4 separate regions of the Mus musculus genome follow, and regions 2, 3 and 4 are each linked to region 1. Evidence: chromatin loops called from intact Hi-C (ENCODE). Cell type or tissue: left cerebral cortex. All regions are shown on one strand. Region 1 has its middle 660 kb from the start of D3Ertd751e. Region 2 has its middle 480 kb from the start of D3Ertd751e. Region 3 has its middle 540 kb from the start of D3Ertd751e. Region 4 has its middle 390 kb from the start of D3Ertd751e.

Region 1 (8,000 bases):
CATTCACCATGGAACCAATCTATGAATTTCACATGATTTTAAATGGAGACAAGACATTGTTTCCTTTCTATCCAAAATTGAAAAATTATATTTACATCTAAAAAGAACACAAGGGTTGAAGCGCAGAACAACCAAAAAGCCCCTTTGGTCAGGAAAACACTTCATGCTCTGTCTTCTCAGTGACCATGTCCAACCCTGAAGTAAATATTGGATTAGGAATCCTGAGACTGCCAATTAAGATTGAGTGAATTTTGTCCAAATTGTGTACCTGCTACATGCTGGGAACTGGCAACAGGCAACAAGGGAAAACAGATGTTTGAAAGACAGTCAGTACTCCATCACAGAGGGCTTTATGCGCAGGTTTCAAATCAATAACTACATGTATTGGTTCTTGTCGAAATTAAAATTATACTTTGTAACTCAAAATATCTGCAAATCATAATATAAAGTCTTTTCTAGAGCGTATTTTTGGAGATTTTTAGAATCTTGGTCAGAAGAAAAAGTGCTCAGAAGCAATATAAAAAAATCATCCAAAACTTGACTTATTTTTAAGTACATTTTTGAGTCCAGGAGTTCTAAAACTACAGAGTAATTTGAAGTAGAGCCCCCAAAAGATTGAGTTTTCCAAGCTGAGTTTGGAAGCACAGGTCAGAGGGACCGCTTTGCCTACAGTGCACATGCTTTCGGAGATCAAAGATACCTTTCTAACACCCAGGAAGGTCAAATCCCATCCCTACAGTTGGCTTTGTATGCAGGTCACATGAAACAAATGGAAACAAGCATGTTCTGGATCTAAAAATAAGATGTTCTCAAGACCTAGTGCCTTTCTTTCCAGCAGGATGGAAGGCAAGGCTCCTAAATGGCAGAGGTGAGTAGTGGAAAGGGGTGTATATACCATCTGAAGCTATGAAGTTTTCCAAGGTAGGAAAAGACACTAGATATTTCTGCTGCTTTTCTTCTAGACATATGGTGATTAAGTTCTTCTTCTTCTGTCTTCTTATGGAATAGGAAACTAGGTAATCTGGCTGTAATAAACAAGCTCAGTGAGACAAAAGGATGGACCATCTAGAGCCTGCCATATCTGGGTATCCATCCCATAATCAGCGGCCAAACGCTGACATCATTGCATACACTAGCAAGATTTTGCTGAAAGGACCCTGATATAGCTGTCTCTTGTGAGACTATGCCGGGGCCTAACAAACACAGAAGTGGATGCTCACAGTCATCTATTGGATGGATCACAGGGCCCCCAATGGAGAAGCTAGAGAAAGTACCCAAGGAGCTAAAGGGATCTGCAACCCTATAGGTGGAACAACATTATGAACTAACCAGTACCCCCTGGAGCTCATATCTCTAGCTGCATATGTATCAGAAGATGGCCTAGTCGGCCATCAGTGGAAAGAGAGGCCCATTGGTCGTGCAAACTTTATATGCCCCAATACAGGGGAATGCCAGGGCCAAGAAGTGGGAGTGGGTGGGTACGGGAGTGGGGGTGGGGAAGAGTATGTGGGACTTTTGGGATAGCACTGGAAATGTAAATGAAGAAAATACCTAAAAAGTAAAAATTAAAAAAGAAAAAAAAACAAGCTCAGATTTGTATGAGTCCAAAAGTATGTTAAAAATATAGGCAGATATAAGTTACAAAGAAAATCAAAGAGCAAAGTTTAAAACACAAAATACAGATGCATTGTTACTGTTAAATGCTAAGAATGTTTAAAATCTTCTGCCAAGAGCTATCTTCTAGGAGTTGATAAATGACTCATTTTATGAGTACAGAAACTCTAGCCACTGAGCTTAAAAATGGATACAGCTACCAAATTCTGGGGTTTAGAAAGGAGATGTCATATTATGGTGAATAGATGAACATATTTGAAGACAGATGGTCAGCATTTCTGAGGGTAGATGTGCTCCTTCTGTGTGATAATGAATAACATCATCAACAACAGCAGATTCTATCACCTACTGAAGTTCATCACCCACCACCTAAGCAATTCATTGGGTGCCACCCTTATTGTAGCTTCTGCCTTGCTCCAGGGTAAGCACCATTTAATGTAATTACGTTTGACTGACTTAAAATTTAGAAAAACTATTAAGGCTTGTTTGCTCTGATAGCCTATAATTAATTTCTAAGCTTGCGATTGTTTTTCCTTTATGATTTGTAAGGAAAGAGAAATGTCAAAAATGATTTAAGGCAAGGATTAAATTACCTTTCTTATAGTTCTGATTGTTAACTGAGATTTATAAGCTGCCATAGCATCTTCTTCAAGATGTTAAAAGGGGTCATGGGGAAACAGCTTTCAATTTAAACAGACTGAAAGCCAAGAATACACTTAATAGTTGGTTACTACTTGGGATGCACTTTTCCATAGTAATGGTGTAATAAGAGAGATCTTGGCTATGCCGTGAAAAGGCAGAGGATGCTAACACTTAAACAGGTTTTGCTTTATTTTGATTTATTTCCTATGAAAAGTACCTTGGCTTCAATTTAATATAAAATTTTCCCCTATGAAAGCTTTGAATGTAAACCATTGTCTGGCATTTAGTGGATGTTTAATATATATTTGTTAAATAAATAAATAAATGAATATATATATATATATATATATATATATATATATATATATATATATATATATAACCCTAAGGAAACCCAAGCCAGTTGCATTTAGTCACACAGCTTAAATTACCTCACTTTGCCTCTTATTCAGCTTGCTAAGTGGATCATCAATTGAACAAGAACAGTGGACAGAGTACACTGACACACATTCCTGATAAGGAATTACAATCTATTGAGAAAAGACAGATACATGATGCAGCTTTGTGTCTAGCAGAAAACAAAATAATTAAAAAGAAATAGAATGAGAGTGTAATGTTGTAGACTATGGATAAACCTGAAAGCATAGCCAGTTCAAACTGTTAATACCAATTTCTGAGTGTGAACATTATTAAAATTTAATGCCCATTTTATCAGCATTGATATCAATCCTGAAATACCAAAGGCTGAAGTAATATTCAATGTCTAGTAATTCAGTAATTGTAGTGATTAGAGAAAATGTACTATATTACTTACATTGTACTACTTATTTATTGAATATAGCTTGTCTTGAACAGAAAGGGGGCTCAAAATGCATAAAAGATGCCTAGTGTTCTTAGTGCCTTTGTTGATATACTTCAAAAGTGGTCATGCTGAAGCTCATCTACTGCAGCCTGCATTAAAATTCCGGCCAGATACAGAGGCTGGCATGATACAGACAGTGGCTAACTGAGCCTTAAAGAAAGGCATGTCTAACACTATAGAAAAGCCACAGGGGTAGCTCAACACTTTGTACAACCCAACTCTGACATCTAAGGCTTTGTCTCAGGGATCCAAAGCAGGGGCCATTTCCAGAAGCCAGTGAAGCTTGTAGCTTCAGGAGAGAGCTTCATAAAATGAGTTTCAATCTAGGGGAAAGCAAATATTGTATAAGAACTCTAAAAGTTACTGACCTCTGAGGATCTTGCAGAAATGCCATCTACAAATGCCAGCCTCTGTGAAAATGAAGCAATGTGAAATGCATAAGGAGAGAACTGGTGGCAAACACATTGGCTCCAGACCTTGGTTGACCAAGCAAAGAAGCTGAGCTAGCGTGAGGCAACTCCAGAGAGAAGCTACCACAGCTCTGGGAGAGGGCACAACAGTCTGTGAGGGAGAATTCCAAAATCGGTCTGAATGGTGGATTTGATCAAACAGGCAATAATTGCTCAAAGGAGCTAAGATGTAGACTTCAATGCACTAATAGAAATGAAATCTCCAATGATTGAAGAAAATCAGACACATGCACCATCTCTGGGTCCCAAAGAAATGGCTCTGTGGCTCTTTGGACTTAAAAGTAGGGAGCCTAGCCTGTTAAAGGCAGAAGCCATGAGAAGTAAAAGAAGTGGCAAATGATTCAAAGAAAGGCACCAGGAAGAGGAAATCCGTATGTACATGGACTTCTGCGTCTTGCCCAACTCTCAATAGACTTGGAAATATTTCTGGCAGAAAAAAGAAAAAAAACCTGACAACTCAATCCCAGCCTGTACCAAAATAACTCTTCATCTTGTTCAGGGTGGAGTCTGTGTGGAGGTGGTACCAAAGTCTTAAATGAACAAAGAAGGAAGCACGAGGAACAGTCAGTGAAGTATCTGGACACGGGTGATATTATTACTTTCTTTTTTTCAAATTTTTATTAGATATTTTCTTCATTTACATTTCAAATGCTATCCCCAAAGTCCCCTATATTCTCCCCACTCCCTGCTCCCCTACCCACCCACTCCCACTTCTTGGTCCTGGCGTTTCCCTCATCCCTCCTTAGAATGGGGAACAAAATACCCATGGAAGGAGTTATGGAGACAAAGTTTGGAGCTGAGACGAAAGAATGGATCATCCAGAGACTGCCCCACCCGGGGATCCATCCCATAATCAGCCACCAAACGCAGACACTATTGCATATGCCAGCAAGATTTTGCTGATATTATTAATTTCTAAAAGTTTAAGTTAGTTTTAAATGTGTGAATATTTTTACGTTCTTTGTATATTCTAGATACTAATCCTCCATCAAGTTTACAGCTGGTAAGATTTTTGTACCTCAATCTGTGGGCTGCCTCCGCCCATGAATGATGCTGCCCTTTACTCTGCAGAAACTTTTTACTTGCTTATTGTTGCTCTAAATGCCTGAGCTACATGGGTCTTGTTCAGAAAGACTTTTCTTGTGTGTGAAATTTCAAGTGTCTCCCTTTCTTTCTTACTATTTTGATCATGTCTTATTCAGAATTTCTCGGTCCGTTTAGAGTTGAGCTTTGTTCAGGATAAGAGGCAAGAATCTACTCTTGTTCTACATGTGCCTATCCAGTTTGAACAGCACCATTTGTTGATAATGTTATCTTTTATGCAGTGTATTTTCTGCGTGGGTTGTTCATTTATTTGTAAATTGTCAAGTAATGACAAAATAGTAGATCAGCTACACACCAGGGAGGTTGCAACTCTCAAGAGTAACTGGGCAATATTAACAGAACTTGATGGTGAGAAAATTCATTGAATGGGGAAGTAAGTATGTATATTTGAAGAGTTGATGGAGGGACAATACTTTGGAAAAAATTAATAAAAATTAATATCAAACTTTTAAAGTGAATGAGTACTTCTTACAATAAAAATGGAACTACGTAAAAAGTGAAATTACCTTTTATTTTACATCTGATATATAAATATATCATTTTGTAGATTAGTATTTTTATCTGTAAAATATTTAGTCATCCCACAATCAAGGCTGTCATTATCCTGCTTTAGAAATTTGTTTTATTTTCACTTTCCAAATGATACTGAAACCTCTTGATAGAACTACAGAAATAAGATAGATTAAAGAAAAAAATCAAAATCAAAGCCAACAATAGTTAAATTCTCAGTCTGCAGCATGCATTGCAAATGATAATTATTCCTGAAACATGAGTCTTTTGTATTTTGAAGACGATGTTAAGTCTGTTATGAAAACAGCTCTAGTAATTTCCTTGAAAGTAGAATTATGAAGCACCTTCTCTGCTCTAAACATAATTATAAAACTTTCATCCACTGAGATCTTCTTTAATTTCTTCCTTCAGAGACTTGAAGTTCTTATCATACAGATCTTTCACTTCCTTAGTTAGAGTCACGCCAAGGTATTTTATATTATTTGTGACTATTGAGAAGGGTGTTGTTTCCCTAATTTCTTTCTCAACCTGTTTATTCTTTGTGTAGAGAAAGGCCATTGACTTGTTTGAGTTAATTTTATATCCAGCTACTTCACCTAAGCTGTTTATCAGGTTTAGGAGTTCTCTGGTGGAAATTTTAGGGTCACTTATATATACTAATATATCATCTGCAAAAAGTGATATTTTGACTTCATCTTTTCCAATTTGTATCCCCTTGATCTCCTTTTGTTGTCGAATTGCTCTGGCTAGGACTTCAAGTACTATGTTGAATAGGTAGGGAGAAAGTGGGCAGCCTTGTCTAGTCCCTGATTTTAGTGGGATTGCTTCCGGCTTCTCACCATTTATTTTGATGTTGGCTACTGGTTTGCTGTAGATTGCTTTTATCATGTTTAGGTATGGGCCTTGAATTCCTGATCTTTCCAAGACTTTTATCATGAATGGGTGTTGGATTTTGTCAAATGCTTTTTCTGCATCTAACGAGATGATCATGTGGTTTTTGTCTTTGAAAAAAAAACTTTCATCCTATACTTTATGCATACAACAATCAAATCTACATTGGGTTTTTAAATATTTTTATATTTTGAGATTAAATTTATGTCATTTACCTCATCCCTTTTATCCCTTCGACTTCCTAATGGATCCCCTGCTCTCTTTCAAATTTATGTTCTCTTTACTCCTCTGTTGCTTCATATACAGGTGTGTGTGTGTGTGTCACACCAAATGGCTGTCCAATGTGTTGCATTTTTAATGTAAATGTGAAGTTGGGTAAACAATTTTAATCACATGTATTTTTCAACAATGCCCTTCTCTAGTGGAAAGAGCCACCATTAAAGACCATTAAAGAGATTCCATGTATCTCTTTCTTAGTCTGTTGCATCAATTAGTGTGCATCTTCTTTAGTTAATATCACCATCACTCAACTAGTATGTGTATAACCTAATTTAGTATTAGAATTAGAAACATGTAACTCTTAGAAAATTCTATATGTCTTATTGTTCTGAAGCAGGCATCAAATCATAGCAATTGCCATCTGTTGGACATGTAGGACCATATTTTTTAAATCCCTGAAAATGTGTAGGACATATTCCTTTAATGTTCTTTTACAAATGTTTTTGGTTATTTCTTTGAATGAATAATAAAATCAGGTTACAGAAAATATCTCTTGGAAACATCAACCAAACCCAGTAGCCTACTTTTGTGAAAATTGAATCTTATTTTATTTTATTTTTAAAAAATTGATCTTATCCAATAGCATAAAAGCCTTTCCATCAATTAAGAATTCCACTACAGTCAAGGACACAAAATATTTTTCCAACAAATTTATGTTCTTTTAATGCTTGTCAGCAGATTTCTAGTAGGTCTTATATACTTTTTGTTAAGAGTGTTTCTCAAGATTTTACAGTTTATGTTACCAGTCCAGCTATTATATTTTTCCTTTTATGTGTACTTGTTAGTTTTTTCCCCAAAGGAAAAGGCTGTGGACTCTTGAGTCTGTCTGTACTTGACTATTATCTTACTATTAGGTACTACACACAAATATACAGGTTTTATATAAACATAAGCTTTGTATCTCTGGAATATACAACAAATTAAAAAACTAACAGGTCAAATGGTAATGTGTATATGCATCTGTCATCTCCAATTTAATTATTTGAGTGTTACTCCTGAGTCCTGAGAGTTGAATACATATAAATTTTAGGCATTTTCTCCTTTGCCAGATATGTGATTTACTAAGATTTCTCTTCTACTTTTAAAATATGTCTTCATCCTATTAATAGGACCTTTGTTTAGTCAAGCCTTTCATTTTAGAAAAGAACAATTTTATTTATATATATACATAACCAAATAGGGTATGTTCGGTATATATGGTACTTGGTTATGGAAGAGCATTTACTTGAAACATATCTTCATCTATATCCCCTTCACCTTCCCTTCCCCTGCTCCCTTTAGTCTCTTTTCTTCTCTGATTTTGCATATATATATATATGTATATATATATATATATATATATATGTATATGTATATATATATATATTATATGTATTTATATAAAGTCTACATACCAAAAAATGAGAATAAGCATAATATTTGTCTTCTTACATCTAAGTAAATTCAATATGACTAACTCTATTTGTTTCCATCTTCTGTGTTAAATCTGTGCCTTAAGAGAAAGTCCACATAACCAAGTCTAGAGGCCAGCACAAGGTAGAGATGTGCAAGGTAGGATGAGCTCTGCATGCTGCCCTGGTAGAAGCCCTCTTGGAATATTTTGCCTCAGTGTTGTTACCCTCTTTTGA
Region 2 (8,000 bases), 180 kb after region 1:
AATATTTCTTGGTTAAAATGGAAGCTCATTACTTTGTTTCATTGAAGACATCCACGTAGACTGTGAATCCCAACCTTACTTATAACCAGTAGTGATTAGGTTTTGGTATCAGACTCTAGACAAAACGAGTCCAATCTTTCGACTTCTCTGAAACACAGTGGAGCATCTTGTATTGAACATCTTGATCCTTCTAGTAGAGTGTTAACAGGCCAATATACATCTTTCAAAGCAGATCATTGCATAACCCGTCTTAATGGGTCTGTGAATGGCTGTGCAGAGCAATACAACTCAACTTCTTTTAATAGGACACAATTTTTGTTTGTTTCCTCTTGACACCAGGTTTTACTGTGTAGCCGAACATGGCCTTGAATTCATGATTCCCCTGCCTCTGTCTCTCCAGTGTTAGAATTATAGACATGTGTCATAATGCCTTGCTTTCCCCTCTAAATTACTAAGCTTCTAAGTCACTACCAGGGTTCAGTGTTATAGCAACTACTGTTACTTTAATTGCTTAAAATGTGTGAGCTCAGTTGTCTACTCATTTCCCTTTTTTAGCCATTTATAAAAAAAAAGTCAGAAGTATTTATTAATGACATTAATTAGTTTTTGATAGTAACATAGGTCAATAAAATTGGTATTTATTTATACTAGCATGAATATGAAATTATATTTCAGTTATCATACATAAGAAGCTAATTAATTTATCAAAATATATTTTCTGATAGATTCTGGGGAAAGGCAGTTCTAGTAGTTGAACACCGACCTTATGTATCCTGAGCACTCCGCCACTGAGCTGTGTCTTTTTGTAGTACTACTATGCTGCCGTGAAAGAGTTGAGAATTCGTCTTTCAACAAAAATTTCCAGCTTTATTCTTTAGCCAATAATTTACTAGTCTATCAAGTATCTTGAAGAAAGTCAAATAGATAGCCTCTGTGCCCCAACAGTTGTTGAAGAAATAAAGCAACTTAAAAACTGGAGGCAAACCCCTCCATTTATTCTGTGCAAGTATGAGGACATGGAAGAAGAAACCTCCCATGATGCACATGTCTGATGAGTTACAAGGTCTATCTTGGAAGTTTTTAGCCCACTGTCATTCTCAATCACTGAGTACAACTTCATTGATCCCAGACTCCCTTTCATTTGTAATAATTCACTCTTTCTTAGCAAGTACTACATTCTGTATGCATTTAGATTTTAGTTTGCCTGCTTTCCTTAAACTACCTATGAGATGATAGGTGATCTTTTGAACATTTGCCTGACAAAGAGAATCTGACTAAAGTGGTTGAGACACCCTGAGCACAATAAGATTCCTGAAGCTTTTCCCCTTCCTTTAGAAGATATTGGGGAAAGGAAAGCATCTAAAAACTTTAGAAAGAATTTAACCAAAGGAATTTGGAACAATATATTAGAGAATAATCTGAGTCACAAGTGTGAAACGTGCAAAATAATGCCTAGAAAGTAGCCTATCTTTAGTAAGATAGTTATTAAAACTCATTATACTGTCAGAAAAGCTTCAGTTCAGTGAGTATCTTTTAACTTTATCTTATTCTTCCCTTGTCTGGTTTCATAAAGGCAGATACAAAATCAATGAAGACGGAAAACGATGAGGCTGGTAAGTATGGCTTCTAGCTTTCGTTCTTGATGATGCTTCTGAAGCAGCAATTAAACTCTCCTTACACGGAGAGGTTAAGAATTGCTGATGGGAATAAAGTGGTATGAACTTTAACCTCTCCACTTATCTTCAGTGCATAGCAATCATCAGGGTGCTGTGCTTCTCTTTCTTGGTTTAATGGGAAAATGTATGTTATCATTTTTACTGTGCAGAAACACAAGCAAAATGACATCTAAACGGCATGGCGTTCATGGCAATGTACAGGTGATTTCATCCCAGGCTCAGCTCAGGCGGATTGTTCCATCTCTTTACCAGAGAATACAGTTAAACACACTTAACTTGGAGAGCCTAGCAATAATAACTCCCTAATAAAAACAATCTCAGTGTCTTCAATAGGCCCTGATAACAAAATGTGTAATGGCTAAAGAGAAATAGCTCAATGAGTGTCCTCTACTTGATGGTGATTGATCCGGGCTCATAATGACATGAAAGCTTTTTCAGAGCCAAGGCAATTTTTGCCCACATCCTTTACCAGGAGGAACTATAATGAATTGTGTTAGTTGCCAGCATTTATTGAAAATTTCATCTTAGACCGTTGGCCAAATGTCATTTTATCAGAATGAAATGCCACTGAAGACCCTCCTGCTAATGCATAGAATTCCTCTCTGTCACTGCTCTGTGGCTGGTTTGGATCTGCCTCTGAATGTTACAGAGAAATAAGAGAGGTTATAACCTTCAATTGATTGAGCATTTTATGTGGATAATCTCATTTCTTCCCTCATGAGTAACTTAATTACTTAAATCTTATAGGACTTTCAATGTATACGCATAAGTCTACTGAGATGATTAAAAAAGTAGTGTTAAAAACATACAGTCACTCCAACACTTAAAAAACTCTACAGACATTTAGATTGCCTGCAACCTGAAAATTCTTTCAATCGGTTATTTAAATGGTTCTGAGGTTTTTTTTTTTTTAAATAGGAAATGGATAAGCTCATATTATCCCAAAATGTAAATGAATACTGAAAGTACTTTGTACACAGAACAGTGTGTTTTTCTTTCTTTTTCTAAGGCTACATTGAATGGATTCTCTGGCCTGCTGTATAGATGTGATGTGGTACATCTCATTTTTATACCAGTCCATGTCATCAGAAATAATCACTTCCCTTGATTCGATGAATTTGATAGAATTCTTGCTACACTACATTTGGTTGAGAGATCTGTTTATATGCGTCTGATTTGTAGGTTTGCAGCTCAGTAAAAAAGATAAATCCATCTGCCGTCTGTCATCCCACCTTTTCTACATGAAAGCCCGAAGAGGGACTTGGAGAACACAGGAGAAAATACTCTCAGGCGGCATCATTTTCCCTTATTAAACCGAGTTTTCAACAGTTTTGATAAAATATTCTCTCCTCCGAGCTCACAGGAGCTATTAATTCCCATTCCTAACACCAGAATATGTAAGTTAACTTCTATATTCAGATGCAAAGCAGGTTGCTTGCTTTAGTGAAGGGTCATAGTATGAGAAACATTAAGACTTCAGTGGGCCCTATGTAAAATAGCTTGCTCTGCTTATCTGAAGCTCCATTTTTTTCAATAAAGCAAAGCAAAAGAAGCATAATATTCATCTAAAAGGACAAATAATGTGTTAGAAGGTCTCATCTTCAGATGAAATATCCCAGCCTATCATAATCAGCAAAAAGACTTGCAAAATTGCATTAGAAGGGACAGATTTGTCCAAATCAAACTATCATTTGTTTTTAAATCATCCCATTCTACCTTTACCTAGAACTGATGATTTGGAATAAATTATGTGCTGGCAAAAGCTTTGCTTTCTGTATAGTCTAATCAGTGGCTGTATCTTTTATATTAGGTTAAGTTAAAAAAAAACTAAGGGTTTCAGAAATGTATAAAACACAAAATATTTGTGTCCTGTGTAGTATGATTGTGATAAGACTAGAATCTACAGTTTCTATGGTTGCTGTAACCATGCTGGGGCATATTGTACAAGGAAATAGTCATGGATCCTACCTGCTCATTGATTAATACCCTTGTTGGTTGTCCTTTTATTTGCTAATGCAAGTATATTTATAGTTACTTGATTGTAATAAGGGAATTTATGATTTAACATATATACAGACAGACAGACAGACAGACAGACAGACAGACAGACAGACAGATAGATAGATAGGTTACATCAGCATCTGGGTCACAGATAGGTGTGTCTTAAACTATACAAGCCAAGCCTTAGCATGTAATATTTGAAAATAAAACCTTAACACATTCCACTCAGTGCTTCCACACAACATCAGCAACCCCTATGCCATCTCTGAGTGCTGGGAGTGGAGATTTACAGTTGGATCTTATAGCTGTGAGCATGATTCAGAAAATAAATGCCTCTCTGCTGTGAATAAGGTATTTACTCACACCATGGCTTGAGGGAATTGCTACCTGAAGATTTCTACAGGATATTTCTGCCCCAAAAAAAGGACAGAATACACTAAGAATAGCCTGGTCTACTCCAAAGCATGATTCTGATCCCACAAATAGTCAACTCTAAGATTTAATATTATGTAAAACATATTCTTTCGTGCATCAAACAACGCTTATTATATGGATTCCCCAAAGGACGAAGCACCATGAAAGAAATGCCACCCAACCTACATGCACATGTACACACAAAGGCAGTGCCTGTTCTGAAAAGCGAGCCCACAGACCCCAAGGTTCATGCACAAGATAATGAGTATTTTTGTAGAGTCTCATTGTAAATTAAAAGCATTACCCTAGAGCTGCAAAGCATTCCTGTACAATTTGGGCAAATGTTTCTCTGCCTGTGGATGTGTATTTTTAATAGCAACAGTGCGGCCTACTTGTCTATTCTGAAAGTTCATTACCATTCTTTTCCCTTCCCTATTTAGAGTATCGTTATTTCTCATACTTTTAATTTTGGTATTTCTTAGCACCTATAAAGGGTAGCAGGTGGTCTCTTTTGGAGCAGAATTCTACTGTTCACATGCCAAGTAAATTCAAAGATCTGTCTTCTCTGCTCTGCAGCCCCTTTCGAAAGGAAGCTGCTCTCAGTGGTGGGGGATTATCTGATGTCTCTTTCTGTGTGCTCCTGAAATAAGGATCTTACAGATGAGAGGACTCCATGATAGCCAGCTCACGCTACATAGTCCTTCACTTCACGGGGACCTTTATTAAGTTCAAGAGTCTATACCTAAAGTCCAGTACATGACTAAGGTTATCTGCTTACATTTCCAACATTATCTTATATATTAAGACTAGAGACCAGAGTGTTCTCAGTGTACAGCTATTTGCAAGAATATAGTTGGCCTATTCTTGATCTGTCCCTTACAGGATGGGGAAAATCTCCACTGCAAACTCTCATACTTCCATATTCAAAACTTGCCCCATCCTTCCTCTTTCTGGTAAGATTTCAATTCTCTCATACTGAAATGACTAAGTTTCACAAAGCTTCATGTTTTATTTTATGCATTATTTTATTCTGTATAAAAATAGTCAATCTTGTCTCATTCATTATTGTCCCAGATTAATTTTTAAAATAATTATGATATATAATAATGATTTTTAAATAACCAGGACTAGAGCTTGATGCCCTGGGAAAATTCATAGGTGACAGTGGTAGCAAAGCCAGCCCATAATCAATGATATGGTTAAAATCTGCATCTCCATCAGGCTTTGGATAGTTTATTGCCTTATTGGGTAGGTTAAGGAAAGTGTTATTGTCCTCAGTTAGAAGCAGCCTTGAGCTTAGCTAGCTCAGGATTGACTATATATCACGTTCCATCTCAATGAGGTGGCCATGTACTAGTCACAAATTCATAATTCTACAGACTGGCCAAGGTGGGAAACTCACAAATAAATACTGTACTTTAAGTACATTCGCCTTACAGATAGCTCAAGTCAACTAAGAAGTCATAAAACAGACTAGATCTGCTACTTTGGAAATTCTGCCCATAAGTTCAATGACAGGATAGATGAGGCTTTATAAATACTTCCCAAGGTATAAATGAATGTGTGTGTGCATGTGTGTGTGTGCATGCACGAACAAGGGATATGGTATGACAGATGGTATAAACATACCTAGATATAGATGAAAGATACACATGAAGAATACAGATATAGATGTAGATCAGAAAGACAGACTGTATCTATAGATAGAGATGACAATGGTGTCGGTGACAGATATACAGACATAGGATACAGTTATGATGGGAAGGGTCTATGAATCTCAGTCCTGGAAAAACCCAGGGTAGAGTATCACTGAGTAAAGAACTATTCATTTTCTGTATCCATTCTTCTATTGAGGGACATCTGGGTTCTTTCCACCTTCTGGCTATTATAAACAAGGCTGCTATGAACATAGTGGAGCATGTGTTCTTATTACCAGTTGGAACTTCTTCTGGGTATGTGCCCAGGAGAGATATTGCTGGATCTTCCGGTAGTATTATGTCCAACTTTCTGAGGAATTTCCAGACTGACTTCTAGAGTGGTTGTACAAGCTTGCAATCCCACCAACAATGGAGGAGTGTTCCTCTTTCTCCACATCCTCCCCAGCATCAGCTGTCACCTGATTTTTTGATCTTAGCCATTCTGACTGGTGTGAGGTGGAATCTCAGGGTTCTTTTAATTTGCATTTCCCTGATGATTAAGGATGTTGAACATTTTTTCAGGTGATTCTCAGCCATTTGGTATTTCTCAGTTGAGAATTCTTTGTTTAGCTCTGAACCCCATTTTTAATGGGGTTATTTGAATTTCTGGAGTCCAGCTTCTTGAGCTCTTTGTATATATTGGATATTACTCCCCTATCAGATTTAGGATTGGTAAAAATCCTTTCCCAATCTGTTGGTGGTGTTTTAGTCTTATTGACAGTGTCTTTTGCCTTACAGAAGCTTTGCTATTTTATGAGGTTCCACACAATGGAATACTACTCAGCAATTAAAAACAATGGATTTATGAAATTCTTGGACAAATGGATGTATCTGGAGGATATCATCCTTAGTGAGGTAACCCAATCACAAAAGAAGTCATTAGATATGCACTCACTGATAAGTGGATATTAGCCCAGAAACATAGAACACCCAAGATAAAATTTGCAAAACACAAGAAAATCAAGAAGAGGGAAGACCAATGGGTGGATACTTCATTCCTCTTTAGACTGGGAACAAAATACCTATGAAAGGAGGTACAGAGACAGAGTTTGGAGATAAGACAAAAGTTTGGACTATCCAGAGACTACCCCACCTGGGGATCCATCCCATAATCAGCCACCAAACTCAGACACTATTGCACAATGCCAGAAAGATGTTGCTGAAGGGACCCTGTTATAGCTGTCTCATATGAAGCTATGCCAGTGCCTGGCAAATACAGAAGTGGATACTCACAGTCATCTATGAGATGGAACACAGGGCCCCCAGTCTGCAACCCTATAGGTAGAACAACAATATGAACTAACCAGTACCCCCAGAGCTCGTACCTCTAGCTGCATATGTAGCAGAAGATGGCCTAGTCGGCCATCACTGGGAAGAGAGGCCCCTTGGTATTGCAAACTTTATATGCCCCAATACAGGGAAATGCCAGGGCCAAGAAGGGGGAGTGGGTGGGTAGGGGAGCAGGGCAGAGGGAGGGTATAGGGACCTTTTGCGATAGCATTAAAAATGTATATAAAGAAAATATATAATAATTAGTTAATTAATAGAACTATTCATGTGTGTATCTGTATGTACTTCAATCCCTTGGAAGATCACAATCTATAATATAGGTACATGTATACTGGACTACATTCTGGTACACATACATCTGCATCAAAGCTCATGACTAGAAAACCATCACAAGATATAGTTTCCGTTCATATCACACAACATTATTTTTATATAAAAGCCTCCAGTTTATGGTGATTAGAGTGAAAAAATTCCTTTTTTCTGTTCTCAAAGATTGGAGAACCAATTAACGACAGAGGCATTTGTCATGTGGGTAGCATAATAGAATTTCAGTGTGAGTTGGTCGTGTGGAGTGGCATGTGGTAAAGACTTAGCTCTTTACAATCAATAGCTTTTATATTCCACGAAATATTTCTAAACAAAAAGAAATATTACGTGGAATATAAAAGCTATTGATTACAAACAGAAAATACACTTACCAATTACTGCTTTAAAATATGAACATAAAGGGCTTTCCAGCTGAAGTCGATTGCAGCTGGCAGTGTAGAGTCAACCACAGCCCTGGCGTTCGAAGCAAATCAGAGAGGTTCCAGAGTCTTCCTAAACAAATGTCTGCATGTTTACTCTTTTCTTTCAGGTTAAAAATCCACAGTGAGGCAGAGTGACTGGTGTTCTACAGAGCCCACTATGTGGGTATCAGGAA
Region 3 (8,000 bases), 110 kb after region 1:
GCATTTGAAATGTAAATAAATTTAAAAAAACAATAAAAATAAAAGTAAAATAAAACTAGAAAGTTCCATATGTAGCAGATGAGCAGCTTGGTCTTCATGAGGGTGCCCTAACCACTGGAGCTCGGGCTATCCCTGAGCCTCTAGCCTCCTTATCTGTGGATCTGGTGCACCTAAATGAATCGTCTTGTCTGGCCTCAGTGGGAGAGGATGCACCTAATCCTGCAGTGACTTGATGTACTAGGTAAGAGGAGTTTCTAGGCCTCAGTATAAGGGGATGCCAGGGTCAGGAAGTGGGAGGGGGTAGGTTGGGGAGCAGGGGGAGAGGGAGGGTATAGGGGATTTTCAGAGAGGAAAGTAGGAAAGCTGATAACATCTGAAATGTAAATGAAGAAAGCATCTAGTAAAAAAAAATCTAAAAAATAAATAAATTAATTAAATTTAAAAAAAGAAGCCAGTCCACTACTGAGCCAATCAAAACAGGCATTCACTCCAGGTCTATTTTCCCATACTCTGTAACACTTTCCCAGGAGCATGTACTGTGGGCTTTCTAGACTGTGGAGATCACTGAGTCACCCTCAGACAACTTTCCCATGGTGCCTCTGCCTTTCAAATGTGAATAGAACTGAGGATCCATTGTCAAATGTGTGTCTAAAGCTTTGCATAGCTTTCTCGGTCCTTCTTGAGCTTGCTGGGAATGGTTGGAGTGCGGAAACACACAAGCCCCTACAGAATTTTCAACAGTAATTGACATTCTTAGGTTTTACCTTATCATCATCTAGATAAAAAATAAACAGTTGTAAATGAGTGATCACACAAAATATTTTAGTCCACTCTTTTTTTACATTTGTTGACTTGTCTTTGTTTACATAGCTATCAATACTTATATTTATATTCCTTAAATTTTATTTTTATTGCAGTTACATCTACACCTTAGCCTTTCCTTCCTCCAGACTTCCCCATGCTAACTTTTGCCCCATCCCTGGGAATCATGCTCTCCTTTTCTTTCTTTCTTTCTTTCTTTCTTTCTTTCTTTCTTTCTTTCTTTCTTTCTTTCTTTCTTTCTTCCTTCCTTCCTTCCTTCCTTCCTTCCTTCCTTCCTTTCTTTTTCTTTCTTTCTTTCTTTCTTTCTTTCTTTCTTTCTTTCTTTCTTTCTTTCTTTCTTTCTTTCTTGTTATTATTTTTATTTGTTTACAGTCCAGTCTTTACCCACTCCTTGTCTGCCTTCCCACTGTTCCTCATCCCATTTCCCCCTCCACCCCACTTTCTTAAATGATGATTTCTTAAATCTCTTTCCAAATGAAAGAGATCCACTCAGCCTCAGGAACCTCATGCCTCAGAAAACGATGCTGTTCTTCTTAATGCTTTAGTGTCTCTGTGCAAGAGCTGGATTTGTTAATACACAGAAGATAAATAAGGTTAGATGGTAAAAGAGAAGACGTCTTAACTCCAAATTTTTCTCACTATGCTTCCTTTCCATACCAGCTTTCTGCTCCAAGTATCTTGAAGGGAAATGCTTACAGGGTGGAACACAATGACTGGAGAAAAGCACAAAAATCATCCTTACATCCTACTTTGTTCACAATTTCCCCACATAAAGAGCTCTGTGTGAGATATTATAGTTCTCATGGGAGTTTTCATTGTTAGCCTTTATATTAACAGTATTTAATATGCTACTAAACAGTGTTGTGGCTATAGGTAATAATTACATACTATATAATTTTAAAAGCTAAGGAAATGATTTTGAATTCTTCTATCATAAGGAAACAATAAATGCCTGGGTATATGAACATGTTTAGCCTATTTTAAACATTATGCTAGGGTATCAGAATATTAAAGTTACCACATTGATAGCACTTTTTAATATTTTGTATTATTTTTACTTTTTAATTTTTTCGAGACAGGGTTTCTCTGTGTAGCCCTGGCTGTCCTGGAACTCACTCTGTAAACCAGGCTGGCCTTGAACTCAGAAATCTGCTTGCCTCTGCTTCCCAAGTGCTGGGATTAAAGGCGTGCTCTACCACACCCAGCTTAAATTTTTATTTAAAAAATAAAAGCAATTAATAAGCAATATAAATAAGATAAACTTTCAAAAAATACTGAGGGAAGGTTAAAATAATAAAATCTTGGACTGCTGCAGCCAGGCTATGCTGAGGGATCCAGGATGGAGCTTCATCTGCCAGGCTGGAGAAAGAACCAAAGCAGGAGGCACATGGCAGTCATGAGGGAAGCTACAGAGTGCCTGTTGGTTGTGAAGGTATGGGCCACAATGTGGCCTGAGATGGCTATTCTTGTCAACTTGACTACTTGGGAACTAACTTAAATTCAAGTGCCTAGGTACACTTGGGAGGCACTTTTTTGTCTTAATTAAATGACTTGAAGTAACAAGACACACTTCTAATCCAAATCTTTGAGGTGAGAAGAGTGATGTTAAATCTGAGCCATGCCTTCTGCTTTGCCTGCTTGTTCTCACTCTTGCTGGCAAGTGCATACCTTTACTGGCATTAGAGTCTACTTTTGTGGGATTCCAATATATACTTAAGAGCAGCTGAGATATCCACACTTATGGATTTCTATTGAATTATTGGTCTTTCTGTTGCTAGACAGCCATCGTTGGTCTAGGTGAACCACAGCCTGAAAACCCTTCTAATAACTCACCAGATAGATAGGTAGGTAAATAGGTCAGTAGGTAAATATGTAGTAGTTACATACATACGTACATACATACATACATACATACATGTGATTGATAGATGGATATACCCATTCTAGACCTGTTCCTCTAGAGAACACTAATACTCCACAGAAACGTAACACCCAATTCCTCTCTCATTTCTTGGCATAAAAAGAAGACACCTGTGGCTGTAGCACTGGTGATACAATTTCTGCCATAATGCCTTTTTCCAGTTTAATGTCTTTCTTCTGTTTACTCAAGATATCCTATAGAAAACATCACTTCACATTTCTTGACACCAAACAAACTTAGTATATACTCTAAAACTAGATTACTGTAATGTCTTTGTATATATTTATAATACATCTACTAAAAGTTATAAAAATAATAATTTTATATTAATGAAAATAAATGTATTTGATAAAAATTTATATTTTCATTGTTTGTTTTTTGAAATTATACTGGTGTTTGCATTCTACTCTAATTTTTTGCTTTAAATTCTTACAGAAATTCTTATCAATAAGCATATGTTAAAAGTGAGATGATTCTACATTTAAAATATTGATTATACTAACAGATTTAATATTTGAATCACCCAGTCATCTTTAGGACTATGATAATACTACTTAATAAATTCTCATTGAATAAATAATAATTAGCTCACAAATTTTGATTTGCATGAGAATATCTAGATATGGGTGTCAGGACGCCAAATTTAGAATACCCTGAATCTTACCTGTGACAGTTAATCTACATTGTCAGCTTGGGATTTAGAGCCACCATGAACACATACCTCTGCGTGTGTCTGTAAGGATGTCCCCAGAAAGATTTCACTGAGGACCAACACTTAACATGAATAAGGACCATGTCATAAGTTGAGGCTTAAGACAGAACAAAAAAGAGAAAACCAAGCTGAGCACCAGCATCCCTCATGTTCTTGCTGAGCATGGGCACAATGTATCCAGACAGCTCATAGTCCCCAATGTGGCTGAATGCATTCTTTCATGAACTATGTAACAATATAGACCAGCACTCCCATAAATTGTTTTTTGTCTCAAATTAGGTCACAGTGATGGGAAAATTCACCAATTCACCAATCTTACCACTGTTTGGCCCTCTGAGTTACAGCCACCCTTATATGCATCTTCAAATTCTTGGTGACAAAAAGATATTTCAAGTTTTCCTGGATGCTTGGGGGCTAGGGGAGAGTGAGAAAATTCTTTGTATGCAGTATCTGGGTTCCACGGATGCAACCTGCTAGGCAATCAAAGCAAGTTTTGTTTTGTTTTGTTTTGTTTTGTTTTGTTTTGTTTTGTTTTAATGAAAGAGAGAGAAAGGCAGAGAAAAGAATATAAGGCTGGGTGGGTAGAGAGGTGGAAAAATTGGGAGGAGTTGAAGGAGACAGAAAAATCTTATCAAAATATATTATATAAAAACATTTTAAAAATAGTAATTCTCAAATTTTCTTCACTAATAATATATGCTGTTGGCAAGGACTTTAAACAATTGATTCAGATAACTCAGTTAAAACAAAAACAAATGGAAAAAAAAAAACAAGAGGTCATTTGTGCCTGTGAGTTACACACATCAAATGACAAATAAGAGCTCTGATAATCAACCAGTTATTGAGGAGAACTCAAAATCCAGCCTCCTCAGCACACAGCAAAGTCGCTGTATCGTAATTCACTTGCCTATTCCAAATAATTCTATAGCAATTGTAGAAAAATGTCTATTTTTGAATGCTAGCATGTATTGGGGATAATCCAGAATGACTAAGTCTTCGGGCATGTATTTTAGCTATTACAGCTGTTTGCAGTATGTATGTGCTACATCTATATTTGAAATCTCTGCTGTTGCATTCACCATCTGCCCAAAGATGGGTGAAAATTCCTATGTTTTTTGTTCATTGCTTATGAAACTGCACATAGCAATTTGCCAAACCTGTATCATTTTCTTCTGTCGCCCCTTTCAGCATCTAAGCAATATTGTAGAGATGTTAGAGAGAAAACTTTAAGGTTCCTAACACCACAGGCCTACGTTGGCTCTGAATGTATAGGATGTCTCCCTTTAATTTTGACTACCAAATCCTCACTAATTAATATTATTAGCTACTAACCTGGTTTTCCAGAAAACTGACTTTAACATGTAAGAATCCTCTAGAATACATTGGAGAAAAAAGCAGCATCCAAAGGCCCGGGCACACACCCCTTGTGGATGAACAGGGAGTTTCCTTGTAAAACTCCCTTATTTTTGTTCCTCTAGTACATCGACTTCAGGAAGGATATGACTTTAAGGGAAAACAATGAGGCTTAGCTAAAAGAAAATACAAAACTAGAAAGGAATGTAGATAACCCATGGTCAGCTGTCAAATATGGAAACAATAGGTTGAGGACCACAGTAGTAATAATAATCCACACTATCACCATGGAAGAGAGGCATAGCAGTCTTCCTTAGTCTTCACTAAATCTCATATTCAGTGGCCCTTTATGTGAAAACTATTTCCATTTAAAACTATTTCCATCTAAGGCATTGAGATGGTTCAGTGGACAAAAGCACATGCTACTATGCCTGCATACAATTTCCTAGCCCCACATGGTATAGAAGAAGAGAACTTATTCCTGAAAGCTGTCCACTAATTTCCACAAGTCTCTGGAACACCATACACCACACACATACACACACACACCAACAATAAACGTAATTTCAAAAATTTTAAATATCATCAAAATCACTTAAAATTTATAAAATTGGCAATTTAAAGGTTATGTCAGTAAACATTGTTAACTGTTATAAAAAGGTCACACTATGGAAGTTTACAAATAATTCTATACAATTTACAATTAATTCTACAATTTCATAATCATATAGATATATCACAGCAATTCATGATGTAAAGTTATATATATGGAATTTGACTTTAAACTGCTACTGTAAATGGTTAGGACTGAAACAAACACTACATGTTTCCCATGTGAAGCTATGTTCCACTAACAAAGGGGTCTCAGCAAATGAGCACAATTAAAACTTTTAAATATCAAATTTTGTATCACCTTTACATGTGCCTCTGTGAATCTGTTTGTGTATGGTCTGTAACAACTGAGCCACATCTCAGTTCTACCTGAATCTTCACATCAGATATCAAGGGCGGGATGCCTTGGACCAGCCAGGGATCCATTCTTCTGTTTATTAATGCCCCTTTATAAAACTATTCCCAAATTCAGTTTAATTTTACCCATAAATATTGGCTAAGCCTGTCTTGTAACTGAAGACACATACAGTACACTTCAACTTAATTTTGTAGGCGGACAAGACCCTTCATAACTGAGTAAGTATTATAATCAGACAGTTAAAGCTTCCACCTAGCCTGCAGTCAGAGATATAATTACACCCTGCAGTCAACAGAAACTGAACCACAGGCATATTTTCCTTCTTAGCCAATTTTGTAATAGTAAAAGGGTTTGTTTGACAATGAGTTTACTGAAAGGAGACTATATATGTGTATCATATATATATGATTTTGTTTTCATTTTAAAGGTCAAGAAATGTTTGCCCTTTTAAAATATACATTTCCTTATAACCAGGTTCTCTTTATGAATTTTGGCTGTAAGTTTATTGAAGATTTGACCATTAAAGAAGAGAGTTAAAATAAGTTAAAGGCAAGCACAATTTGCATCAGGCAAGAATAATAAAGAGTTTGATTTCATCACATAGAGTCTACATGGGGCTTGATGGATGACAAGGATTTTAAGACCCTAAGGTAACTCGGGACTTGTTACAGGTTTTGAAATCACTTAGCATCTGATACAACGTGTGTAACACAACACCCTATTGAAAATGCTTCTGAATTCTCTGGTGAGCCAAGTGCTGTAAACTACAAACACATGAAGAAGATAGCCTACTACACAAAGCAGACACTGCTAAGTGGGGTCAAATAGACTGTTTTGAAAAGAATGAATGGCAACTTTCAGGATGGGTTGAACACAGGAATTGCATCTGAACATAACTGTAGAACTTAAGTGGATCTCAGTAAAATAGACCTCAGACAAGTTTATTTGGGAATTTACTTAACTTATTATTTTTTCTGTCTGCAAGTTTCTAATTATCATCACTAACTATTTGGCATCACTTGGTGTTGACAGAATCACAGTTACCATTTTAGCTAAGGCATTGTACTATCAGTAGAAGAACTAAGTTGAGAGCAAGGAGAGCCTCCGGATCTCTGATGGTTGTTATAAACTCATGCTCTTTGGGGGATGCTCTCTTTTAAGCTGTATGCCAACTATACATCAGAGGCAAATCCCATCCCATCACTTGCTGCCCAGAACCTGTCAAGACACTGCCATAGCTTGGATAAAATTCCAATCCTCTGGACAAGGCTTAATAGACCAGTGATGAAATAGCAGCTGTCTCCCTCTCTACCCTCTTTTCTTACCTCACCCAGTTTAGGACAGAAATAAAGACTCTCTCCCTCTCTGTCTCTGTCTCTGTCTCTCTGTCTCTCTGTCTCTCTGTCCCTCTGTCTCTCTCTGTCTCTCTCTGTCTCTCTGTCTCTGTCTCTCTTTCTCTCTGTCCCTCTCTGTCTCTGTCTCTTTGTCTCTGTCTCTCTGTCTCTGTCTCTCTGTCTGTCTCTGTCTCTGTCTCTCTGTCTCTCTCTGTCTCTCTGTCTCTCTCTGTCTCTCTCTCTTTGTCTCTCTGTCTCTCTCTCTCTGTCTCTCTCTCTCTCTCTCTCTCTCTCTCTCTCTCTCTCGTGTATGGGAGTCAAGATCTGATCTACCACAACTTTCAACACAAAGAACTTTTATATATTTGAATGAACACTTTTCGTTTCATCTCTTCCTCCCGTAAAGTAAGATTTCCGGTGACTGGTATGGGAATTAAATGTGATAACACATATAGAGTCCGGAAAATATTACCTGATAACAACTCAACAACAAAAACAAAAATGGCATTTTATAGATGCTAGCTATTATTGTTTTGCTGCTTTGTTAGTCTAGAGGGTAATCAGGAGGATTGGTTGACTGGGCAAGTCCAGTGCTTTGTTCGTGATATCTGAAGTTGTATGGAGACTGACAAACTTGAATTTGAATGTAGTTTGTGTCTGTGTGTGTGTATCGTGAGTTCATATACAGGAAAAAAATAAATGTTCAACATTTAACCTTGTTTTGAGGATCGTTTAATGGTCTACATTTTGTGAAACTCCAAGCATGTCAAAGAAATTCGAAGATGGTCTAACAGCCAAATCTTAATGATGCGCCGTGTCTTCATCTTAGAATATATGGAAGCACAGACTTCAGAAGCCCTATGAAATTGTTTCTATGCACATAGCTTA
Region 4 (8,000 bases), 270 kb after region 1:
CCATCAAAATTCCAACTCAATTCTTCAACAAATTAGAAAGGGCAATTGGCAGATTCATCTGGAATAACAAAAAACCTAGGATAGCAAAAACTCTTCTCAATGATAAAAGAACCTCTAGTGGAATCACCATGCCTGACCTAAAGCTGTACTACAGAGCAATTGTGATAAAAACTGCATGGTACTGGTATAGCGACAGACAAGTAGACCAATGGAACAGAATTGAAGACCCAGAGATGAACCCACACACCTATGGTCACTTGATCTTTGACAAGGGAGCTAAAACCATCCGGTGGAAAAAAGACAGCATTTTCAACAAATGGTGCTGGCACAACTGGCTGTTATCATGTAGAAGATTGCAAATTGATCCATTACTATCTCCTTGTACTAAGGTCAAATCTAAGTGGATTAAGGAACTCCACATAAAACCAGAGACACTGAAACTTATAGAGGAGAATGTAGGGAAAAGCCTCGAAGATATGGGTACAGGGGAAAAATTCCTGAATAGAACAACACTAATTATTCTTAAAGGTCACTTCTTTTCTCAAATAATCAAGAAGAAAAAGAGGTAAGAGAGTACTCAAAAGGCATTTTGTGTACAAGTAGTTAAATGCAGGTCACACAGCCACATGCAAACAGCTAATTAACCAAGAATAGTGTCTTGCTGGGAGAATAGATTCTAAAGTCAGCAAGTAATGTAAAAATTGAGTAGTATCAGACTGTATTTTTAAAGCCTCACAAGAAACAGTGCCACAAGAAGCACCAGGGGACCCATTCCAGTGGTGAGAACAACATCTTTCTTCGTCTTTCTCTACATTTGGAAACTCTGCAGGTGGATTACAGTGGGCTTAAATGAGTACAATGCAATGTGTCATCGAGTCCTCTTAAATAGAATAAAATTAGTACTCAGAAAGCACTGGGAGACACTGACAAGGAAAACCAAAAGGAAAATGGGTGGGTTAGAATATGTGTGTGTAGAGGAACTGGATTTGAGGTAATACATGAAGGATGGAGTCACAATGATGATAATAGGACACATCAATGTGAAGGAACAATAATAGAAGAAGCAGCACCACCATCTCCAAAATGTCTGTGCCTGGGACATCAGATCCACAGAAAGATGCAGGTCAAAGCACTTGAGAGGTTATCTCAGTAGGTTGGATCCTCATTCTCAAATCAGTGCCCAGCAAGCTGGGAGTCAGAATAAAAGACAGCACCTTGGAAAGGGACAAGATCTTCAGCTGAGACATCTGACCCTGAGGCCTGAGGACGGACTCCATCTTGGAAGATGGATTTTGTTTTTCATGCACATCCTTTGGCGCTGGAATGTTTGGGAGGAAGTAGGGCAAGAAAGATGTGGTGATGAAATTATTGTATGTGTGTAACTATAATTTTAAAAGTTGCATCTTTGTACACATTTTATCTGCTCAGTGCCCAGGTCTAGAGTTATCTGCTCAGGGGAACCCATGAGCACTGCAGTGTTGAAAGCAGTCACAGACACAGACACAGACACAGAGCCCATACACAATTGCTGCTGGTATTGTTGAACTGCCACAAGTTTTGCAAACTGAAACATGTTTTAATATTTTTTTTCACCAAGAATTTCTGTATAGAAGAGAAAACAAAGGTTGAGAGGCCTGAATAACATTTAAAAAAAGAAAAAACTCCAATAGTTCAATGACCAATGCCTTGGGAATGAGAAAGAAAAGCATGATAGTTTTGGTTTGGTTTTTGGTTTTGGTTTTTTGGTCTTTTGTTTTGTTTTTCAAAACAGGATTTCTCTGTGTGTCTCTAGGTATCCTGGAATTTGCTCTGTAGACCAGGTTGGCCTCAGACTCAGACATCTGCCTGTCTCTGCCTCCTGAGTGCTGGGATAACAGCCACCACCTGGCTGAAAACCTAATTTTTTAACATCAGATAAAATAATGTTACCAAAAGTTGGTGCTCTTGTGACCACTACAGTGGCCAATGTTTGATACTTTGCAACACAAGCATCCTAAGACAGATTACCATAGAGCTTGAATAACAAAAGAAACTGCTAATGTCAACATTGTTCAGACATGTTCTATATGCAAGACAACATACTGTTATATGGTGTTTGTTTTAAAAGCCAGTACATCTGGCCTCAAACCTGAGCTCTGGTATGCATTTGCTACTTAACCCAAGACAAGATCCTGAGCATCTCCAAGTTTCAGATCTCCTAGAAAATAAGAGATGTGCCTTCATCAATATTTCCTTCAATAAGCATAAATGTTAGTAGCTCAGAGTCATTTAAATCAACCCAAATATTAGTAGTGAGAAACTCTACAACCATTGTGAAACCTGCTCAAACATGCACCATCTGCATGGAAGAAAAATATGTGAAAGCCAATGGTTTTGAGATCAAATATTCATGGAAGTATCTTTACATCTAAAAGCTGACTCAGCTGCTTTTGCTTATGTGGTTCTTGCTTCCCAGTGATGCCCTTCTCTTGCCTTCAGCCAGTTTCCCACATCTGTAAGCTGAAAACACAATCTCGTACCAAGTCCTCTTCTCAATTTTCATACTCTCCTGCTGAACCAAAGCCAGTTCAGTATAATGTGTGTGTCTATATCCTGTTCATGCCATGGGCTACTGCTTCTCTTTCCTATACACAGTATTCCCTAGCCAGATGCCTTGGATTGGCTGAATCCCTACAAGATTTTATTTTCATTTCTGCCACCTCAAGTTTTGTCTCCCAAAGATATCTTTCCTTTACGAGCACTGTTAGGATCAAAGAGAAAGTGCAGCCAGCACGTAACAGGCCATGGACAAATGGTAAGGATTAATATCAGATTCAAACCTTGACAGTCATTACAACCCTACTTACAGAGGTCAAACTCTTCTGTTTGATTCTAGCTTCTTTGTTCATAAGTTACACAAAGCTACTTTGAAGGACTGTTATATGGGTTAAATAATAAGATCTAGGATATATGCACACTATGCCCTCATTATGAAACACTCTGACATTACTCAATAACCTCCTATTTTTAGATCATAAAAAGCATGACACATAAAATTCTAAAAGGCACAAATACAAAATGAAAACTAGTGGGAATATAAGCTTTGGAAACCATTTGAGACAAAGCCACAGCTCTCTCAGCTCTGGATCCTTGGTCATACTATTCATCTTCTATGTGGTTCAAAACATTCAAGAATAAGTTAAAATATGCCTATGGTATGACCCAGAGCACTTAGCAAATGCTCAATAAGTGTTATCCAGTATTAATTTGGCAAGACACCATTAGAGATCAGACCATGACAAACTCAATCAGCCCTGTGCATGAAAGGTTGAGTATGCTCTTCTTAGATGTTATTGATGAAATCAATATTAGTTTTGATGTTTGGGGCTCATCAACCTTCATAATTTGGGCCCCAATAATTTCTGTATTTACTTCTTAGGAGTATATAAACAAAGCCCCACAAATGCAGATGGTTTATAAAAACAAATTTGTCTTCCCAAAGTTTTGGAGGCAAGGCATTCAAAATCAAGATGTCAGCAAGGCCACAGTTGCTGTCAAGGATCCCGGGAAGATTCCACTGGTGCAAATATTCTTAACTTGGGGCTTGAACGACCTGTCACAGAGGTTGCATATTAGATATCCTGCATATCATGTATTTGCATTATGATTCGTAACAGTAGCAAAATGACAGCCGTGAAATAACAACGAAAATAATTTTATGGTGGGGGGTCACCACAACATGAGGAACTGTATTAAAGGGTCACAGTATCAGAAAAGTTGAGAACTGATCTAGTGCTTGCTTATTATTCATTGTCTTACATGGGAGCGTCTCTACCTCTGACTCCCCAAGGCATTGTCCTCATGTCTTACATGATTGTCATCTTCCTTGTGTCCTTGACTGAGCCTTCTCTCTTCATGGCATAACACTGGCCATTGAATTAAGTCTAACCACAATGACGCAAAAGTCAATCATATTTCAAGTGCTGAGGGAAGACACTCAGATGTTAGAGCATGAACCTTATGATTCTTAGCAGGAACTATTTCAACCACTGTGATGGCTACTTCCCATTATCAACTTAACTGATTTGAAATCACCTGGCAAACCAATCCCAGGGTGCGTGTGTGATGGAGTTTGCAATGTGGGCGGCATCAGTTTGAGCTTCTAGACTGAAAAAAAGATAAATTTGAGCTGGGCACCAACATTCCTTTATCTTTCTGTCTCTCTTTGTCTCTGTCTCTCTTTGTCTCTCTCTCTGTGTCTCTCTCTGTCTCTCTGTGTCTTTCTGTCTCTCTGCGTCTCTGTGTCTTTCTCTCTCTCTCTCTCTCTCTCTCTCTCTCTCTCTCTCTCTCTCTCTGTCTCTCTCTCTCTCTCTCTCTCTCTGCATTCTGCCTACAATTACAGTGTAGGGAGCTGATTCAATCACAACACCATACCATCCCGTCCCTAGTGTAGACAATATCCCTCCTTAGATCACGAAACAAAGTAAACTCTCATTTAAATGGTTCTTGTCAGATTTGAGCACAATAAGGGAAGTAACTAATACAATTGCCATCCCTTGAAAGTTCTTGTGCGCCATATGGAAACAAAAGCTAATCCTCCTACCAAGAGCTGACACAGAGGAACTGCTTTTGGAATCCTACTCTAGTCAGCCAAAGCAGCTTTCTTTATGTTAAAAAGGAAAAAATAGATTTGAAAAAGTTTTCCTTTCAAAAAACAATATAACTTTAAAGCAAACAAATCTGCTAAGTAGCTATACAAAGTCAAGAGTTGATACAGAGAAGACAACTTAAATTGAAATTATGTGTGTGTGTGTGTGTGTGTGTTTTACATACTCTCATTGCCCACTCAGACACACACCTGCACACATATGCACACACTATATGCCTCTGTGTCCTGGAAAAGATGGAAATTGCCTGAAATCAAGCAGAACAGATGGCTGAGTGGGCCTTGTGAATCTCATCTATTACACAAAGTTTAGAAGTCATTGCTTCTTAAGAAAGAGTTGTAAGTTCCTTTCTAAATTTACATGCTGCCCTGTATACTTCCAGGAAGCTTAAAATATTCATTTTTAGGATCACTGAAGGTTAGAACTCTGAAGAAATCTCAAAATCCAAATAAAACAGTGCAAAATCTTATGTTCACGGCTCTCTTTCTAACAAACCAGAAGCTGGCTGGTTTCCTAATGTATCTGGATGCTGATGTGCCTTGCAGTACTCTCTAGTTATGTTTCTGGATAAGTTTGGGAAATGTTGAAAAAGATATGGTACTCACTAGAAGCATGCTGTCCTTACAGAGAAGTTTTGTTCTTTAAAACAACAGTTCCTTTGTAAACCTTCCAACTGTGTAAATGCAAACAGCTGTTATTCTTAACAAAGAGAACTGCCCTGCATGTGTTGGAAGGGCTGCCATACTTGCAGCATGGTGACATGACCAGAGTCACATCCTCTGATGCAGCTTCTCATCCTACATACAAGCATGAGAGGACTTTTCCAGGAAAACTATTTTGCAAGGGCATCTGACTGACATGATATCACTTTTCTAAAATGATTCCCTAGCCCATATCACCCAGCCAGATGTCTCATTCCTGGGATATTTATTGAACAGGAGGTTGGCATTCCTATCCACCCTTCATGGTCTAGCTTCTACTTTCTCCTGGAGGTTTCCAAGAACACTATTAGCACTCACAATGATGTTTCTATTCTACACATGAGATTTTTTGTCTCTCAAACTCTTAATTATTCCTTCATAAATAGCTACATTTTCCCAGTCATAAGATACAACTAGGAGATATGTTTTAGGGTTGATATTTACAGTCTGTCATTGTACCTATACAAGGCATAAGCAAAGTCTGTATTCACTGTACTGTGAGAATGAGTTTAATGTCACACATTAGATGTTAGCACTTCATTACAGACTCTAGGAAATGTGTCTAAGACCTAATTTCCCTCTCAAGTATCATCTGCTGAAAAAAAAAAATGGAAGACTCAAGTGCATAGACAAGTAAAATGATGATAAAGACAAGAAGATAAAAACAACTTAGAAAGATAAGAAGATACAAACAGACAACTTACAAAACAGGAAGCCAGCTTTTGGAATTAGCTGTGAAAAGTGTATAATTGTCTTGTAGCTGTAAGAAATTATTTGACAAGAGCAACTTCAAAGAGAAAATTGTTGGCTTAGTTTGATAGTACAGTCCGTCGCACTGTGCTGTGGGAAAGGCATGGTGGTTGGAACTGCAGGGAGCAGGTCAAGGAAGGAAGATGACAGAGAGATGAAGACTGCTACTCAGGTCTCTTTCTTCTCCCTTTCTTTTTCATTTAGTCAAGAATCTAGAAAATGGCACAGTGTTATCAATACTGAAATTTACCTTCCTAGATAGAGCCTCAATGATACTCCCAGGGTTTTGTCTCCTACATAATTCCAAATTTAGTCAATGGCATTAACCATCATTAAAAGAAATTGGAATTGCAACAGGCAGAGTTCCATATGTTGGCATACATCTGTAGTATCAGAACTCTGGAGGCTGAGACAAAAGAATTTCAGTGAGTTTGAAAGAAATGGCCTACACAGAAAGAACTCCTTTCAAAATTCAAGTAAAGAAAAGAATGGAGGGAGGGGGAAAGCAGAAAGACAAATGTCTATCGGGCTTTAAAAGGTATTTAGAGAAGCAAAGACCAGGCTGCGCATCAGACCCATGGGAGAACACCATTTTCCTCATGGGCACCGAGCTCTGAGAAGTAACAGGCAGAAGATGGTGAAGATGGAGCTGATTAAGGTGGCTACTGGTTTAAGGACCATCCTGCCTAATAGAGAATGTACAGAAATCTAAACCCTAATTCCCTTCACTCTAGCAAAGTAGTAGGGAATCAAGAAGAGATTTCAGTGTTGAGTAGTAAGACTGGGCTGTTAACCTGGGACTATATTGTGCCTTAAATCCTGGATTAATTGAAAAATGAAGACTGTATTAGCCAAAGTCAAGAGCTTGCATGGACATTTCTCAAAGCAACCATTCAGCACGAGGGTTCCCCGGCTTCCCCTTAAACATTAGTGAGTCTCACCTGGATTTTTCATTGTCATTTGCCAGAAGTATAGATTGGCTGTGGCTGAGCAGATCTGCTTCGAGGCACACACAAAGTCAAAGAGCTGATTTCTCATCCTGTATGACAATGACTCATTTCTAGGCTTTGATATATGCAGCTGAAAGAAATTCCTTCTCCACAAAGACAAACACATTGTTTTCATATGTTGTCCCACATTACCATATTCACCATGGTTCAAGTACACTTAGGGACGATGAAAGAGAAAAGGATTAAAAGTGTCTGATTTCCATGCATCATCTTTAATCTTGTAAACAAGAGCTGGAGTAAATGCTTGCCTTTATGATAAACACTCAAGTTTTTCATAGACATATTTATATCTCTAAAATGTGCTGTGACTGATCCTTCCCACTTTCATCATTGACAAAGGATGTGCCCTCAAGGCCCCGCCTTCCTGAGGGTCCCATAAGTATTAATGGTTGCTGATGAAGGAATGTCATTTTCCTTAATGATGTAGCCATTGGGAGATCATGTGAAATGAAGACGTCCAGAGGAAAAGGAAGGGAAACTGGGAGTAAGTATGATTGCAAAGGATAAAACTGCTTAGTATATATGCAACAATGGATAGATAGATAGATAGATAGATAGATAGATAGATAGATAGATAGATAGATAGATAGATAGATAGATAGATTAGATATATACAGTATATATATGCAAAGTGAATATAATAACAAAGTATAAAACTGAGAAATTCACTTATAGCAATGGTAAGAAATCTTTTGGGAAGCCAGGCGTGGTGGCACACGCCATTAATCCAAGCACTCGGGAGGCAGAGGCAGGTGGATTTCTGAGTTCGAGGCCAGCCTGGTCTACAAAGTGAGTTCCAGGACAGCCAGAGCTAAACAGAGAAACCCTGTCTCAAAAAAGCAAACAAAAAAAAATCTTTTGGGGTCATAATATGCATTTTCTGACTAGTCAGC

What was found. Peaks named below come from ENCODE experiments on the same cell type or tissue, not always from the same donor. Only the 100,000 strongest peaks of a DNase experiment are listed, where the experiment ranks them.
Region 2: it touches region 1 in a loop (2.6-fold over the local background); 3 of 42 quality-filtered maps call a loop at or near these places.
Region 3: a loop joins it to region 1, with 4 times the contacts of the local background. A loop is called at or near these places in 2 of 42 quality-filtered maps.
Region 4: it touches region 1 in a loop (3-fold over the local background); 2 of 42 quality-filtered maps call a loop at or near these places.

Annotation. Positions count from the first base shown.
Region 1 is chr3:42,396,753-42,404,752 of GRCm38, reverse strand. No RefSeq gene overlaps it. Among named protein-coding and RNA genes, the nearest start is that of D3Ertd751e, 660 kb to the right of the region's middle. In left cerebral cortex, no CTCF peak of the experiment used is centred here; DNase peaks (open chromatin) are centred at 1,866 and 4,025.
Region 2 is chr3:42,215,387-42,223,386 of GRCm38, reverse strand. No RefSeq gene overlaps it. Among named protein-coding and RNA genes, the nearest start is that of D3Ertd751e, 480 kb to the right of the region's middle. In left cerebral cortex, no CTCF peak of the experiment used is centred here; DNase peaks (open chromatin) are centred at 2,905, 4,046, 4,455 and 6,039; H3K27ac peaks cover 2,056 bases.
Region 3 is chr3:42,283,169-42,291,168 of GRCm38, reverse strand. No RefSeq gene overlaps it. Among named protein-coding and RNA genes, the nearest start is that of D3Ertd751e, 540 kb to the right of the region's middle. In left cerebral cortex, a CTCF peak has its summit at 4,898; DNase peaks (open chromatin) are centred at 2,394, 4,512 and 4,869; H3K27ac peaks cover 1,693 bases.
Region 4 is chr3:42,126,938-42,134,937 of GRCm38, reverse strand. No RefSeq gene overlaps it. Among named protein-coding and RNA genes, the nearest start is that of D3Ertd751e, 390 kb to the right of the region's middle. In left cerebral cortex, no CTCF peak of the experiment used is centred here; DNase peaks (open chromatin) are centred at 4,566 and 4,919; H3K27ac peaks cover 3,657 bases.